3 separate regions of the Homo sapiens genome follow, and all the other regions are linked to region 1. The links are chromatin loops, found by intact Hi-C in ENCODE. Cell type or tissue: Caco-2. All regions are shown on one strand. Links, peaks and the distances in the headings refer to the core of each region. The heading gives the core; the rest is flanking DNA.

The links. Hi-C counts contacts between places; a loop is a spot of excess contacts. Peaks named below come from ENCODE experiments on the same cell type or tissue, not always from the same donor. Only the 100,000 strongest peaks of a DNase experiment are listed, where the experiment ranks them.
Region 2: it touches region 1 in a loop (3-fold over the local background); 2 of 110 quality-filtered maps call a loop at or near these places.
Region 3: it touches region 1 in a loop (5-fold over the local background); 2 of 110 quality-filtered maps call a loop at or near these places.

Annotation. Positions count from the first base shown.
Region 1 is chrX:64,973,133-64,978,846 of GRCh38, reverse strand. ZC4H2 (zinc finger C4H2-type containing) reads left to right here and starts at 2,397. Exons shown (of 5, transcript NM_018684.4): 1 at 2,397-2,522. The coding sequence starts at 2,470. RefSeq lists an enhancer at 2,334-2,877. In Caco-2, for the core only: no CTCF peak of the experiment used is centred there; a DNase peak (open chromatin) is centred at 2,336; H3K4me3 peaks cover 1,851 bases.
Region 2 is chrX:65,194,422-65,200,135 of GRCh38, reverse strand. All of the region lies in intron 2 of ZC3H12B (zinc finger CCCH-type containing 12B), which reads right to left. Among named protein-coding and RNA genes, the nearest start is that of ZC3H12B, 160 kb to the right of the region's middle. RefSeq lists an enhancer at 3,220-3,720. In Caco-2, for the core only: a CTCF peak has its summit at 2,932 (motif pointing right); DNase peaks (open chromatin) are centred at 2,985 and 4,315; H3K4me3 peaks cover 1,091 bases.
Region 3 is chrX:64,915,768-64,921,481 of GRCh38, reverse strand. ZC4H2 (zinc finger C4H2-type containing) reads left to right here. Exons shown (of 5, transcript NM_018684.4): 3 at 1,229-1,401; 4 at 2,278-2,440; 5 at 3,586-5,675. The coding sequence ends at 3,699. Among named protein-coding and RNA genes, the nearest start is that of ZC4H2, 58 kb to the left of the region's middle. In Caco-2, for the core only: no CTCF peak of the experiment used is centred there; no DNase peak of the experiment used is centred there.

The DNA of each region.
Region 1 (5,714 bases), core at 351-5,350:
TCTCCCCAAGCCAGCATTAATGCATTATAAACCACTTTATGTTTGACATAGATACATACACTCGGGACCCCATTGTAGTTTTGGTTGCTATATATATATATTTTTTTTTTCCAGACACACTCTCTTCATTAATCTGCAAGTAACTTGGTCCAAACTGGGCACAGGCTCTAGCTTTATAACTTATTGTGTGGACATGGCAAAACAACTTTCCCTATCTGAGTCAGTTTTCTTCCTTCTAAAAGGGGATGAATCTACTTGCCCCCTTCATAGTGGTTGTGAGGATGAAATGATAGATTGTACATATCAGACTCAGCACAGTAGCCAGTACATGTCAGGCACTTAACGCAGGCTTGTTGCTTACCTCCTCCCCTTACGGGACAGAGCTGGGGCCAGTTCTTGGCTCTGGATCCACAGGCTTTGTGACTAACCAACTCAATGTTCTTTAAATACCAACTAGTGGCTGTACAAGATAGCAACCTTCAAGACAATAGGAAAATGTAGACACCAGGGAGAATTTTATGGTTAAGAAAGTTATTACATCTTGGATCCAAAGAAGAGAAGGGCTTTAATTTCTTCCCTGGAGAATGCTTAAAATCACTGTGGACATCCAGAATGACATGAGATTCATGTTCCACAAACTTCTCAAGCTCCTACAAAATACCAAGCCCTGTATTCAGCATGATCATGGGAATGATCTCATAGAGGCCTCCCAACAAGCCTCTGAGGTGGGCTCACTAGGTACATTTTTCAGATGAGGAAACTGAAGCTCAATAAAAGAAAGCACAAACTCAGAGAGAGTTCTGACTCACTTTTAGTTGGGAGTGAGTCACCATCTTCCTTTTGCCCAACGTCCAGCTCTCTAGGCCTGTTTGTGCACGCTGAGTAACTGCCTCTTACCTGGTCTCATGTCCTCTAATCATTCTCCACTTTGCTTCCAGAGTCCCTCTCTAAAATATTCCTCCATCCTTATCACTACCGTGCTTTGAAACATAAAATAATTAAACATTACTTGGTGCAGAATAAGCACTTAAAAAATGTTTATTAGGGCCAGGCGCAGTGGCTCATGCCTGTAATCCCAGCACTTTTGGGAGGCTGAGGCGGGTGGATTGCTTGAGCTCAGGAGTTCAAGACCAGTCTGGCCAACATGATGAAACTCCATCTCTACTAAGAAATACAAAAATTAGCCGGGCATGGTGGGTGGGCGCCTGTAATCCCAGTTACTCGGGAGGCTGAGGCAGTAGAATTGCTTGAACCCAGGAGAAGGAGGTTGCAGTGGGCCGAGATCTGTGCCATTACACGCCAGCTTGGGCGACAGAGTGAGACTGTCTCATAAATAAATAAATTAATTAATTTAAAAGTTTATTAGATAAATGTCTGCCTACAGGATTAAGTCCAAACCCTTTAGTCTGACATTTAACGTATTTCATAGTCTGGTTCCTACCTGCCTTTTCTAAATACTACATCTCCCATTTCTTTTTTCCACCTCTACACCTCATATAAGAAACCTATATTTCAGGCACTCTGAACCACTCATCCTTTCCTTTCTCTCTCTATTGTATCCTCACCTGGAGAGCCCATTCTCCTCTATGGTCTGACAAATTCTTAGTCACTCTTGAGACCTATTTACATCTTCTCTGCACAGGTTACACCTTATCTATTCCTGTATTTTGACACCACACTGTACTGTAATTAATAGGTAAATTTTCAGCCTCTTCTGTTCCTCAAAGGCAAGGATTTGCTTTTATTTATCTGCCTTGCCCGGTGACTCCTACAGTACTTCTTCCATTGACTGGCAAAGTCCGAGCTTAAGTAATTGTTTGTTGAATGGGTAAGTAGCTGGAAGTACTTACCCACTCTCCTTTCCCCCAGCTTTTGCAGCATCTCCCTCCTCCCATCCTCCTCTTCCCCACCCCCGCCCCACCCTAAATTGAATGCCAAAGTTACTGGTCCCCAGGCAGCAGCTAGCACATTCAACGTCTCCAAAGCTACTTTCCCTGCAGGGTTTCTTTCCATCCCCAAGGCGTAATTAGCGACTACCGCTAATCTTTTGCGGGTGGGTAGGTGCGAGGGCCCCCGAAGGGAGCGAATGGGTATGTCTCTCATCTCTCCAATTGCCTTCAGGAATATTTTTTTCTCCATTTTCCCACACACGGGCCAGACGAATATCCCCATTCCTTTGCACTCTTCACAACCTTTGACATAATTATCTATAACAAATTGATTTAAAGTGCGGCTGCAGGAAGGGAAACAGGCATGTCTCGCTTGGCCTTCTGGGAGTTGTAGTCCTACAGGCCCCCGGGCTTCCTGGCTGGCCCTGAAGCTCCGGACTACAGCTCCCAGGCCTCTCCAAGCCCCTACCGCACAGGCTCATAGCCCCAAGCCCGGAGGAGGTGGCTACATTGTGTCTATTGTATCCCTTGGCTGGTGTATTTGTACATCTCTCGGGACGTGAAATTGACAGTGAAAAGTATGGCAGATGAGCAAGAAATCATGTGCAAATTGGAAAGCATTAAAGAGATCAGGTAAGTGGCACGTTGTCCCCCTCCCCGCCCCTCTCCAACCCTTCGTTGCGGGAGAGGGCTAATTATCTATTGTTGGGCTGTTTGTCTAGAGGAGCTGGAAAGGGGCCCATTCACCACAGACTTGCCGGAGAGGTGAGGATGGGAGGGGCGCTGAGGAGAGTTGAGAGAGAGAGAGACCTCTTGCCAGATGTGGCTGAGAAAGCAAAGATGAAGAAACACGGGTTTGGTACCAAGACAGTTTTATTCTTCTCGAGGTGGAGGTCAGGGCTCTGCATTCATGGACACGTTTTTTAAAAGTACTTGTGTGCCCCAAGGTGTCTTTGGCTCCTTGCTCTTTAGGAGTCGGGATTTTTTTCCAGTCTCTTGTTCAACTTCAGAACCTGGAGTTCGGGAAAGGCTTTTGAGAGCCAAGTCTAGCGCATCGGGGCTGGTGGCTGCTGCCAGGGGCTGCCAACTGGGGGTTGCAGAGGAATCTCAGCGGGCGGAGCTGGGAGAATGGCGCGCGCTCGTTTTCCTTTCACTCACTCGCCACTTTCTTCCTTCCTATCCCGCGCTTGGGAGGGGGATGGGAGCAATGGGGACTGGGGACGCGGTCGCTGCGCTGATGGTGGGATCGCGACAGCTGCTCTGAGGAGCTGGAGGTGACAGGCGGGCTGGCAAAGTGGGAGTTGCCGAAGTGGAGTCCGCTACACGGTTGCTCCTGGAGCAGCTTTTGGCAAAGCGATGATATTGTCCTTGCTCAGAACACAATAGCGCCAGGCGGGCTGTGTGGGCTGGCACAAGGTCTTTCTTCACCTCGCCTTCTCAGCGTGAGCCCCTGCTTTGGCTTTTGCTCTCACTCTGAGAGTGGCCTGGGTCAAGCTCTCTCCCTGGAGTGTTTTCTGAGAACCCAAGGTGGAAGATGTCAAGTGTGTTTCTTTAAGAAATAAGACTTTGATCATGAGATTTAACCCTTAGAGTGCTGGATGAGACCTACACATGGTGATTAGTGGTGGTAGGTAAAGCACCTTGGTTTCTTCTTCTTCTTGAGGGGTTGCATCTCTCTTTCTACAGGAGAGGTAAAGGAAGGGAACTATCATTTATTGAGTCCCTTCCCGCCCCTGTGTGCCAGGCCCTTTGACCTACTTTTGCTCATTCAGCAAGAGTCCTGTGAGCTTCCTACTCCTCCTTTACAGCTGGGGAAATAGAGGCCCAGAGAATTTGAGTGATTTTCCCACAGCCACGCAGCTTGAAATTGCCACATTTTGTTGGTCTGCCTGCAAAGGTATTCCTTTTCCCACTATGTCCCAGGTAAAGTCTGGAAAGGAGAAGGGAATATGTTGCAATTTTTTTTTTTTTTTTTTTTTTTTTTGGCAAAAGCATCAGAAGCTAGCTAGAAAGTGAGACACCTTAGTACAGTAGAATGCCAGCTGTCATAACGATGCAGCTAGTCAGAAGCTTAGGCTTGCAAATGGAGAGCCTAGACTTCCACTCTCACCAAGCTTCAAAGGAACCACCACCCCATGCCCAGAGAAGGACCAGTTGTGAGCAAGGACTTTAATCCCCAGTGAAAATAGACCTCTCCCAGTGAAGACCATATGGAGAACCATGACTTCTACCCTTACCAGTGGTAACTAGGAGTTTCTACCTCAACCAGCTAGGATGGAATCAGCATAGGCCCAGAGAGAAGGCCAAACTTTCACCTCTAAACAGCAGTAACAAACAGCCCTTCTCCAAACTGGATGTCAAGAGACAGTGGAGAAACTGGACTTCTACTGTCCCTCTTCCATCCAAGAGAGTGGTAGAGGACTGCTAAAACAAAAGATTTAAATAAGATCCAGAGTATCCAACTTTTAATCAAAAATCACTTTCCATACTAAGATATCCACTTGAATGAGAAGAGAAAATAAACAGATGCCAATACTGAGATAACACCCATGTTAGAATTATCTGATAAGGATCTTAAAGCACCTGTCCTAAAAACATTTCAGTGAGCAGTTACAATACACTTGAAACAAATGATAATGTAGAAAATCTCAGAAAATGAATAGAAAGTCTCAACAAAGAAATATAAAACATAAAGAAGAACAAAGTGACATTTTTAGAACTGAAAAATACAGTAACATAAAAACCCCAAAAAACTCAATGGATAGGTTCAACAGTAAGGTGGAGAAGAGAGAGGGAAAAAATAGCTTACAAATATAAAACAATAGAAATCACTGTGGCACTATAACAAAAGCTTTAACATTTATGCCAACAAATTCCCAGGAGAAAGAGGGCAGGATTGGAAAAGTATTGGGAAAAATAATGACTAAAATCTTCCCAAATTGTGCAAAAGACATAAACATTTAGATTCAAGAAGAGGAGCAAACACCAACATAATTGACACAAAGAAACACACTCCAAAACACATTGTAATCAACCTTCTGAAAATGAAAGAAAAAGGAAACTTCTTCAAAACAGCTGAAGAGAAACAAAAGCTACAAAGGAAAAAAAAAATTAGAATGACAGATTTATCATCAGAAACTGACGATGCCCTAGCATTTTGTAAGTGCTGAAGGAAAAGAAGTGACAACCCATAAATCTATGTCCAATAATAATATCCTTCAGTATTGAATGGGTAATCAAGACATTCTCCAATGAAGAAATACTAAGGAATTTAGATATACCCTAAAAAAAGATGATAGTAAGCTCTGAAAACAGAAAAGAAACAATAAACAGTAAGCAAAAGCATGGTTAATGCAGTAGACTTTCTCTTTCCTCTTGAAATTTCTTGTATTTTGATAATTGAAGCTAAATTTATACTGTTATCTAGTGTGGTCTCAGCATATGTAGAGGAAATATTTAACACATTTATATTGTAAACTGGGGAATGTAAAGGGGATTGTAAATGTAAAGAGATGTAAAGGGGAGGACATGCTTCTACACTTCATTCAAGCATGTAAAGTGGTAATGTCAGAAGACTATTAAATAAATTATGTATACATAATATATTACTGAGAGAAAACACTGAAAATGCTATACAAAGAAATGTACTCAAAACATTATAAATAAATCAATATGAATTTTTAAAAAATGCTCCAGTCACCCACAGGCAGGCAGGGCAAAGAAAATGGAGAAACTAAAATTACGGAGAATGAACAGAAAAAAAAATAAAAAGGCAGACTTAGCCTTCATGTATCAATAATTATGTTCACAACAAATAGTCTAAAT
Region 2 (5,714 bases), core at 320-5,319, 220 kb before region 1:
TAAAAAGTCAAAAAATAACAGATACCAGAGAGGTTGTGGAGAAAGTAATGCTTTTACACCATTGGTGGGAGTGTAAATTAGTTCAACCATTGTAGAAGGCAGTGTGGTGATTCCTCGAAGACCTAGAGGCAGAAATATCATTTGAAATTTAACCCAGAAATGCCATTACTGGGTATATACCCAGAGAAATATAAATCACTCCATTATAAAGATATACACACACATATGTTCATTGCAGCACTATTCACAATAGCAAAGACATGGAATCAACCTAAATGTCCATCAATGATAGATTGGATAAAGCAAATGTGGTTCATATACACCATGGTATACTGCAGCTACAAAAAAAAAAAAAAAATGAGATCATGTTTTTGCGGAGACATGGTTGGAGTTGGAAACCATTATCATCAGCAAACAAATGCAGTTACAGAAAACCAGACACTGCATGTTCCCACTTATATGTGGGAGCTGAATGATGAGAACACATGGACACATAGTGGAGAACAACACAGACTGGGACCTGTTGGGGGAGGTGGGGTTAGGGAGAGCATCAGAAAGAATATCTAATGGATGATGGACTTAATGCTTAGGTGATGGGATGATCTGTGCAGCAAACCAGCATGGCACACGTCTACCTATGTAACAAACCTGCACATCCTGCTCATGTACCCCTGAACTTAATATAAAAGTGAAGAAAAATAAATAGCTGCCTTGAGGAAACTCAATGAAATTCAAGATAACACAGAAAAGGAATTCAGAATTCTATCAGATAAATTTAATGAAGAGATTGAAATATTTAAAAGAATCAAAGAGAAATTCTGTAGAAGAAAAATGCAGTTGAAATACTGAAGAATGCATCATAGTCTCTTAACAGCAGAACTGATCAAGCAGAAGAAAGAATTACTGAACTTGAAGACAGTCTACTTGAAAATACACAGTCAGAGGAGACACAAGAAAAAAAAATAATAAAAAACAATTAAGTATGCCTACGAGATCTAGAAAATAGCCTTTTAAGGGCAAATCTAAAAGTTATTGGTCTTATCTTTGGGGGGCCAACGTGGGCAGATGACATGAGGCCAAAAGTTTGAGACCAGCCTGGTCAACATGGCCAAACCGCATCTCTACTAAAAATACAAAAATTATCTGGGTGAGGTGACGATGCATGCTTGTAATCTCAGATACTCAGGAGGCTGAGGCATAAGAATCGTTTGAACCTGGATGGCTGATCTTGTAGTGAGCTGAGATCATGCCATCGCACTCCAGTGTGGGCAACAGAGTGAAACTGTCTCAAAAAGAAAAAACAAAGTTATTGGTCTTGAAGAGGAGGCAGAGAGAGAGATTGGTGTAGAAACTTTATTAAAAGGGATAATAACAGAGAACTTCCCAAACCTAGAGAAAGAAATCAATATCCAAGTTCCAGAAGGTTATAGAACAGCAAGCAAATTTAATCCAAAGAAGACAACCTCAAGACATTTGATTTTCAAACTCATGGAGGTCAAACATAAAGAAAGGATCCCAAAAGCACATCTGGCAACAGACTTTTCAGTAGAAACCTTAAAGGCCAGGAGACAGTGGCATGATATATTTAAAAATCTGTCGAAAAAAACTTTTATCTCAGAATAGTATATGCACCAAAAATATTCTTCAAACAAGAAGAAGAAATGGAGACTTTCCCACACTCAAAAACGTTGAGGAATTTCATCAACACTGGACCTATCCTACAAGAAATATTAAAGGGAATTCTTCAATCTGAAGGAAAATGATGTTAATCAGCAATAAAGATATCATCTGAAGGTACAAAAACTTGTTGATAATAGTAAGTACACAGAAAAACACAGAATGCTATAAAACTGTAAATATAATGTGTAAACTATTCATGTCTTGAGTCGGAAGTCAGATAATCCAATAAAAAATAATAATGTGAGCTGGCAATCTGGGCATCGTAGGATAATTTGTTTTGCCAGCCTCTTGGTAAGTTGAAATTATTTAGATAAGTTTCTCCAATTTTGGTGGAAAAATTGATGCGATTGGGTGGCTTGGTCTAGCAGTGATGTCATAACCTGAAGGTCGGCTTAATCATTGCCATAAGCCAATGTCCAGGCAGAGAGCTGCGGGATCGAATGTGTGTAATAAAAACGGATGTGTACGTTGATCTAGCAATTGCTGAAGTTGGAGAAAAAGAGTGAACAGGGCTGGCTCCAGACTGGACTAAATCAGTGCTGTCTCAAGGTTTTGTAGTAAATAAACAGAATATGCAGAGTCACTAGCCATATTTATGGGCTGAGTGGAAAAAGTTCCCAAGACCAGAATCAGAGCCCCAGTTTCAGCTCTCTGAGTGCTAGTAAACCTAGATCGAGTGATTGAATTGTGTGGTCTCCACCAGACTGCGGCTTTTCCATGTTTACCAGACCCATCAGTAAACAGTGTTAACACATTAGGTATGGGAGAGTAAACTATTTTTGTAGGTAAAACATTTACTAGACTTTTGGGGAATGACATAAATAGGTAAATTCCAAGGGCTGTTAGTAGAATATCACCCATAAAATGAATAACCCTGTAATTAGGAAACTTTTCTCACTGGGGAGCAAAGTTTGCTTTTAATTAGTCCTTAATTAACTCATTGGCCTTTTGTAATGTCTCTCCCTTTAGAGGTTGTTTTACTTAAATTGAATTTGGAGACAGATAACAACAGTGGCCATTATTAGAAAGAGGTCTTTCAAATTCTTACATTTTACTTAAATTTTAGCAGATATTTATAATCTGGGATGTCGCTTGTAAACAAGGAGCACAGGAGATTTTGCCTTGGGTTGCCTGCAGAGCTAGAGAGCTGAGCAGGCGGGTCCCTGGGCGGCGGCTGCTTTAGGTTTGTAAAGGCGCAGCTTTTTTCCTGTGCCATTTTTTGCCTGTGCTGGCTCCCTCCCCCAGCCGCCAGGTGGCTGTTGCCGGCCAGGGCGGACGCTGTAGTGCACGCCTCTGCTGGGGTGGACTTTGTCTCGCGCCTTTTGCCTTTCCCCAGTAGGCTCTTTGTTGCAGCTGCTGCCCTGTGGGTGGAGTTCCTGGGGGCACTTGCTGGCTCCATTTCTGTGAAATTCCCTGCTGCCAAGCCTTTCTTTTTTACTTACTGCTTGCTCTGCCTTGGCTTTGGCTTCTAATGCCTTTTCTTAACCCTTTAGGTACCTGATCGCTTTGCCATTCTTGCATTACTGGGCAGGCTAAGAGCTATCCTTTTAATTCAGCCTGCTTAAGACAGGGACTGATAGTTGTAGCATATCCTCTGTCTTTTTTCCTGTCTATTGGAGGAGGAGGCTCCGGTAAAACCTCCGTTTCCTCTTTGTTATTTTGGCCTGGTGATATTAGGGCTGAGGGAAGAGGAGGTGATATGGCAGGTGACATTTTCTCCTCATCTCCCTTTTTAGGCTCTTGTGTGTGTAACGGAGCTAGGGCTGCTCCAATTAAAGCCCATAACATTAAAGCTGTTACTGGGACCTGTTGCCTTTGTGCCTGATGTTGTTTAAGATTTCTCCCCATTGGTCCCAGAGTTCTACGTCTGGTGGTCCTTCTTCTGGGAACCATGGGCTTTGGGTTACAACAGCTGGCATTATAATTGAGCCTGTGAAACTGATGCTCTGCTAGCCTTAAGCAACTGCTTCAACACTTTTATATACTGTTTCTGTTGCGCTAATAACTGTTGTCCCATGATAAAACCTCAGCTTGACCCAAAATCCCCCCCGGAATTTGGTAACCTCGAGTGGGCACCAATGACTTACTGATTACTCACTGACTTGACCCCGCAGTTCCTTTTTTCACCCTCATTTTTTGGGGAGTCGCATTTCCTTCACGCTTCCTTCATAGCTTTCCTCATGAGGGCGGTCCTCACACTTCCTTCCCAGCTTGCCTCACGAGGGGCTCCAACTGCAGGGGGACTGTTTCTGCAGACCCCTGGCTGTCCTCACATGGGGCACCAGCTGAGGCAGCGCACCTTTCGAGGGGGCACTAGCTGCGGGGGGTGGGGGGAAGGGGCTGTTCCTGCAGGCCCTTGATTCAGCGACGGATGAGTAAAGTCCGCTGACACACAGATATTCTGCTCTGCCAGTCTAGCTGAGGGTCTGAGCCACTTACAGGCTCCAAGCTGAGTTCTGTAAACAGTTCGACTTGGCCCTCATCAAAAAGTGAGGCTTGCATTTATTCAGTAAGACTAATTAACAAAAGTTGTGAGTAAACACCACTAGAGAGTAAAGATTAAAGGCCAGGTTCCAGGCCTAAAGCAAACAGCATTTGGGGGCAATAAACTTCTGCCAACTCCCTGAGTAGGAGGCAGTAAAGTAACTCAGTAGGACAAAGGTGTTAGTCTTAAGCCCATATAAGTAAACATGTTAGTAAGGTAGACTTCCCACATTCCTTTGTACTTGCAACCTAATCTTTCTGGCTCCTGCAAACAGACCCTGGCTGCTTTCAGCCAAGCAATCTGAAGCTATGCAAACTCTCAGGCATTCCAAGAGAGCTTTTGACTATTACTATAACTATCTTTAATATTTTTTCCACCAGCCTGATGGAATCCTAACAAAATACAATATCTTTTCAAGACATAGATAGTACAATAAGATATACATAGATAGTACAATAAGATATACATAGAAACAACAAAAAGTTAAAAAGCAGGGTATGAAGTTAAAGTGTAGAGTTTTTATTAGTGTTCTCTTCGCTTGTTTGTTGGTTTATACAATCAGTGCCAATTTGTCATCAATTTAAAATAATGGGTTACAGGTATTTGCAAGCTTCATGGTTACCTCAAATCAAAAAACCCACAAAGATATGCAAAATGTAAAAAGTAAGAAATTAAAGCATAACACCACAGAAAATCACCTCCACTGAAAAGGAGACAGGTAGGAAGAAAGAAAAGAAAGAAGACCACAAATCAACCAGAAAACAAATAACAAAATAGCAGAAGTAAACCCTTACTCATCAATAATAACATCAAATGGAACTTGATTAAACTCTCCATTAAAAAGACAGAGTGGCTGAATGCATTAAAAAAAAAAAGACCCAATGATCTGTTCACTACAACAAATACACTGCATCTTTAAAGGCACACTAGACTGAAAATAAAGGAAAAAGATATTCCATACAAATAGAAACAAAAAAAGAGCAAGAGTAGCTACAATTATTGAAGATAAAATAAATTTCAAGACAAAAACTACAAAAAAGATAAAGACGGTCACTATATAATGATGAAGGATTCGTTGAGGAAGAAGATATCACAATTTTAAATATATATGCATCCAACACTGGAGTACCCAGATATATAAAGCAATAAATTATTAGGGCTAAAGTGACAGGCAACAATACAATAATAACTGGAGACTTCAACAACCGAAGTTCAGCACTGGACAGATCATTCAGACAGAAAATCAACGAACATTGTAGTTAATCTGCACTATCGACTAAAAAGACCTAACAAATATTTACAGAACATTTCATTCAAAGGCTGCAGAATAGACATGATTGTCCTCAGCACATGGATAATTCTTAAGGATAGACCATATATTAGGTCAAAACCAAGTCTTAAAACATTCACAAAATTTAAAATTACATCAACTATCTTATGTGACCACAAAGGAATAAAACTAGAAATCAATTACTAGAAGAGTTTGGAAACTATGCAGACACAGAAATTAAGCAAAATATTTCCCTGAATGATCAGTGAGTCAATAAAT
Region 3 (5,714 bases), core at 320-5,319, 57 kb after region 1:
CAGCTGCCTCTGGAATGTAGTTTAAAGCACTCCAAGCTTTCAGTCAGACCAAACAAATCATTTCTGCCTGCTACCAAAGTGGAGCTTCCTCATTGATATATCCTTTGGAAACTCTTGGAACACAGAATATGAACTGTCTGCTAAGGTGGTAAGCTCCCCTCTTTGGAATTATTCAAGCAGCATCTTAATGGACACTTGTATGAGCTACTGTACTGATGATTCCTTCACAAGGAAGGAGGTTGGCAGTGCTGACCAGTAAGGTCTTTTCAAACCCTTATCACCCATAACCATGAAGAATATATTTTTAAAATTTACTTTCAAAGGAACTAAGTTTATATTTCTGGAAAACTCATTTCTGTGGCAATACTCATTTTCTGATGTTGTCAGACCTAGGATCATAAAGGAAATATGAATGAGGTTTGGACAGTAAGCAATTGGGATTTTCTGTGTTAGAGATCGCAGAATTCTAGATCTCATAAAGTGTTGACAGTTTGGCTGCCAGCTAACCAATGATACAGGGCCAGTTAAATGAGGAAGATATTTGCCAGAAGGGCTAAGAATATAAGCCAGTGGATCTCAAACTTGAGCATGCATCAAAGCCACTTTGAGAGCCTAAGACACATATTGCTAGACTCCACCCCTGATTTTCTGATTTTGTATGTCTGAGGTGAACCTAAGAATATGCATTTCTGAGTTCCCAGGTGATGCTGATGCTGCTGATCCCTTGGCCACATTTTGAGAATCACTGATCTAGGAGAAAAGACTGCTGGCCTGGGAGGCGGAAGCCCTAAGTCTTTATGCAGGATTTGATACTAAGAAGTATTTCCCCAGGAAAGTCCCTTTTTCTCTTTGAGCCTCAGTTTTCTATAAAATGGGAGTAAGGTGGACTAAATGAGCTCTGAAGGACATTCCAGCTCTAAGATACTATATTTGAACAATACCATTTATTTAGCAGTAAATATTAATTTAGCCCATTTACTGAGTGCTTTATATGAATCCTATCATTACATCTTCACCAAGATTGCATGAGTTAAGCACTAGAATATCACCATTATACCGATGAAGAAACTGAGACTTGACCAGAGTTACATGGAGAGGGCATGGGAGATCAAGGACTTGAATATAGACTGAACAAGTTCTGGAGCTTGTGCTATTATTCACTCAGCTATAGATCCTCTCTGAGAACCTTAGGATCTTTTCTCTGTGCCTATCCCACTCTATGTTCCAGATGGAAAACACTATCAAACAATCTGAGAATGACCTAAACAAGCTGCTAGAGTCTACAAGGAGGCTGCATGATGAGTATAAGCCACTGAAAGAACATGTGGATGCCCTGCGCATGACTCTGGGCCTGCAGAGGCTCCCTGACTTGTGTGAAGAAGAGGAGAAGCTTTCCTTGGAGTAAGCTACCTGCCCCCAGTCCCTACAACATACCCTCCCTCCGACCCACATACATACTTACATACCTACACACACACGGGCAGGTATACATACACAAAGCCTAGCCTGAAAGTCAGAGTGCCTAGTTTTAGTCCCAGGCCTTTCAGTGGCTTACTCACTGTGTGATCTTGGGCAAGTCTCTGTGCCAGCTTGTTAAAACAGAAGGAGGATTATTAAACTGGATGAATTACTAGATGAATTAGAACAACTACTAGGTGGCTTTTTAAATTCTTTGTGTGATATTGACAATACAAGACTATGTCTATAACTCTTAAGAGATCATTTCCCAAGTCAGGGTCTAGAAGGCGATATCTAGAAACCTCTAAAAACAAAAAAGACTGAGCTTTCCTGGTCTTCAGGAAGTGGCCTGGGACTTACTTCATCTCCTGGCTCAGAGTTAAGAACTAGGCTTGCCTTGCAGAGAGACAGAATTTGACCTGGTAGAGGAAATCATTTCCTAAAGGTAGAGCAAGGTGTCTGTGGAGTTTGTGAGCTTCCTACTCTTAGAGATATGTCACCAGAGGCCTTAGGACACTTAATAGGAATACTCAAAAGAGCATGAGATAGCAGATAGGACTGAATACCCTTTAAGGATCTTGCTAGCCCTAAGATTTCTTGGTCTTCTTGGCCTATCAGAGCTAAGGACAAAGAGGATTACCCTTCTCATCAGACATTGGGCCTAGTACCCAGGGACAATAGCCTTGTGCTTGGGAAGGTGTGGGGACCTTCTAGAATGAGCCACAGCTCAACCCTTGGTTGTATGGCATGGAGTCTTTAAGAGGAGCAAGGTTCTCATTGCTTTCAGAATGATCTAGCCAGTGTCTCTCATCTCCAAAGTTACTTTGAGAAGCAGAAAGCAGAATGGCAGACAGAACCTCAGGAGCCCCCCATCCCTGAGTCCCTGGCCGCTGCAGCCGCTGCCGCCCAACAGCTCCAAGTGGCTAGGAAGCAGGATACTCGGCAGACGGCCACCTTCAGGCAGCAGCCCCCACCTATGAAGGTAAGTGAGCTGGGTAATGGTTGTGGAGGAAGCAAAGTATCCTCCCATGGAAGGGCCGTGGAAGGCTAGTTCTGGGTCTTTGGCTTTATTTATGCTGGGCCTTCTTTTAATGGCCTTTGCTTGTGACACAGTGGAAGGGGTGACATGGGTGTGCTGTGTTGGACACACACAGCACAGGTTTTGTTGCCCCATGTTCCCAGAGGTGTTAGAATGCAGGGAGATTTTCAGGCCCTGCTAGAGTGCAATTCTAAAAGTTAGAAATGACTCTTACACAAAGATGTAATGAGCATGTATCATAAATGAGGGAACCAGCAGGATTATAAAGCTGGTTCCAGGAGCATTTGGAACAAATATCTATATAGTCAAGAAAGGAGAGGAAGGCTGAAACAAATTTGCAAAGTTAGATGCAAAACTGGTTTACATCCCACAGGACAATAAAACTGTAACTTTATAGTTACTTTTTCTTCCAAACAGAAGTAATTTGCATCTCTACTGGGCAAAAGCCATTTGCAGCTTATCAGTGTAACATCACAGAGCCTGGGTCCTAATCAATTGGTAAATAGTCAAACAAAGAGACATTCTTCTAGAGCAGGGGTCATCAAATTACAGCCTACAGGTCAAATCTAATCTGTTCCCTGTTTTCGTTAAAGTTTTATTGGCCCACATGCATGTCTGTGTTTGCAAGCTATTGCAAACAACATGCATGCAAGCTATTGTCTATCACTTCTTTCATGCAAAACAGAATTGAGTAGTTGCAGCAAGTTTATATGATGTAAAAAGTCTAAAGTATTTGCTGTCCTGGCCTTTACAGAAAATGTTTGTTGACCCCTGTTCTAGAAAATTAAATAGTCCTTAAGTGGGCCTGTTAGACAATGCTTCATTATAATGACGAAAAGATGTGTAGTTCTCATTTTGCCTTACTTTCTAGTTTTGTATACTTTTTCTCAACACCATTCTCTGAACTGGGTTATGTCCTTCCTTCCCATCTTCCATGGCATCCAAGAATACTTGAGTCTACTCACTGATTATTGCTCTCTTCTGATGGGAAATCACTTTGCTTTCTGGGCCCCTGGGGAATCAGAAGTCTAAGTTGTTGCCTGGAAGAATCTGACTACTAACTTTCTTTTTCCTGTGTCCCTCACCAGGCCTGCTTGTCATGTCACCAGCAAATTCACCGGAATGCACCTATATGCCCTCTTTGCAAGGCCAAGAGTCGGTCCCGGAACCCCAAAAAGCCGAAACGGAAGCAGGATGAATAAAGAAAGGGAGAGCACATGAAGCTTTGCTAATTATAACCCCTCACCTTGACCAGAGTCATTGATGTCCTGATGTGAAACAACCCTTGCCCAACCCCACGAAGTCTCCTATTTAATGTGATGGAAGCACAACCCCTCTCTCACTTTGCTCCTATTTCTTTCTGCTCTTGGGATTTCTGGTTTAGGAAGAGATGTGGTTCAGGTGCTAAACAGTGTGTCTGATGATCCCTTCTCTCCCACTCACATTTCAACCCCTGCCCTTGTTTGGAGCTAAGGGAAGGGCAAAAGGCTCAGATATGATTCTCTATCTCTTGTGCCTGAGGCCTGGAGCCTAAGGAGCTGTAGGGTCTGAGGGGCAGGGGAGGCCCATATCTTGTTTCAGGTAAAGGACCCAGTATTTCCCCTCCTTGTACTTTTGCCTTAGGTTCTCAAGGGACAATAGTCTTCATGTTGGATTCTCCAACAGGCTGGGTGCATGTATCCCCCTACTCCTACCCTCATCTCATCCTTAAGGCCCAGAGGTAGCTTGGACAAGCCCTCCTTTTCATAATCATTTGGGAGGCATGGCTGTAATTCTTTAGCTTTCTCCACTTCTGTCTCCCACATATACTAAAATTCTTAGGTACTAGGCTGTGTGTCTTGGGATCTTAAGATCAATGAACCTTTCCCCAATATCTAGTCTTTGCAAATTCTAGTAGAAGATTTCCACAGTGAAATCAGTGAGCCAGACCAACTCTACATCTCCTGCCTAACCTACTGCCTAAGTCATTAGGGCTGAGGGCTCGGCTGTAGGGGCTTCCTTAGGCTGAGAGTGCCCCCAGGCTGACATCTGTGTTGGCTTTTGTTCAGAACCATTACTCTGGCACATGCTCAATGGTATATTGCAGGGAGGAGAGGAGTAGATTTAGATTTGAGTAAATGCCAATCACTTTACACATGAAGGTGGGTGGGACTTTCCTTCCATTCATCCCTTGCTCTCTTGGATCTGAACTCTTCTGGAGCCTCAGCTCAGGATAGCTGCTGGCCACTCCTGTCCTGTGGATTGTGCAGGTGGCCTTTCCTCCCAAAAGAAAAGGCATCAGGCTCCCCAAGCCCCACAGCTCTCCTTTCCACCAAAGCCAGGTTTCCTGGTAAGGTCACTCGAAGATAAGGGATGGGGATGGGGGCTGACTGACAAAAAATTTTAGCCCCAGGTCTCAGTACCTGGCTGGGGAGGGGGATATTTTTCCTTCCTTAAGTAGTTTTACATTGCCACAGTGTGTATGTGTTCACTATATAAAATGTTCCTCTGCTCTTTGAAAGTAAGAGTGTTGTGTCTGTACAAATCCTTTTAACATGCATTCATTGGAGTAAATTCTGAGTATCTACTGTGTATTGGATAATACAAAAGATGTAATGTCATTTACCTTTCTGGGTAGCTCTTGTTTGCTCTTATTCATTCCACCTTACAAATGAGAAAGCCAGGCACCAAGGACAATAATTTACCTAATTATCACAATAATTTCCATTTATTTAGCACCTACTCTGTGCCAGGTACCTATGCAAGTTGCTTAATATAAATGATTGTATTTGACTTCCAAAATACCTTACAAGCTAAGTATTCTTATCACCATTTTAAAAAAAAAGGGATACTGAACCTCCAAAAACTTAAAAGCTTTTTCAGAGTTAAACAGCTAGTAAGAGGAAATTGCAGGATTTGGAGCCAGCTTTGTCCAACTCCAGAGCTCATTTTTTTCTACTTCTTCTCCATGATCATTTTTAAGAAAACCTTTCTCCCTTTCAGAATGGCTTGATGATGAGAGTGGTTGAAATAACTTTGGAACTGAAATCAAGAACTGGGTGTCAAATGACTGATTCAGGGATATAAAGGCCAAGGGCTCTCTAAATAATATCCTGTACACTAATCTGTCTCTGTGCTTGTCAGGGAATTCAACAGCTAAATAAAACCTCTCTGTGCCTCAGTGTCCTCATCTGGAAAATGGGGAAAATATTAGCACTTATTTCATGGGATTGTGAAC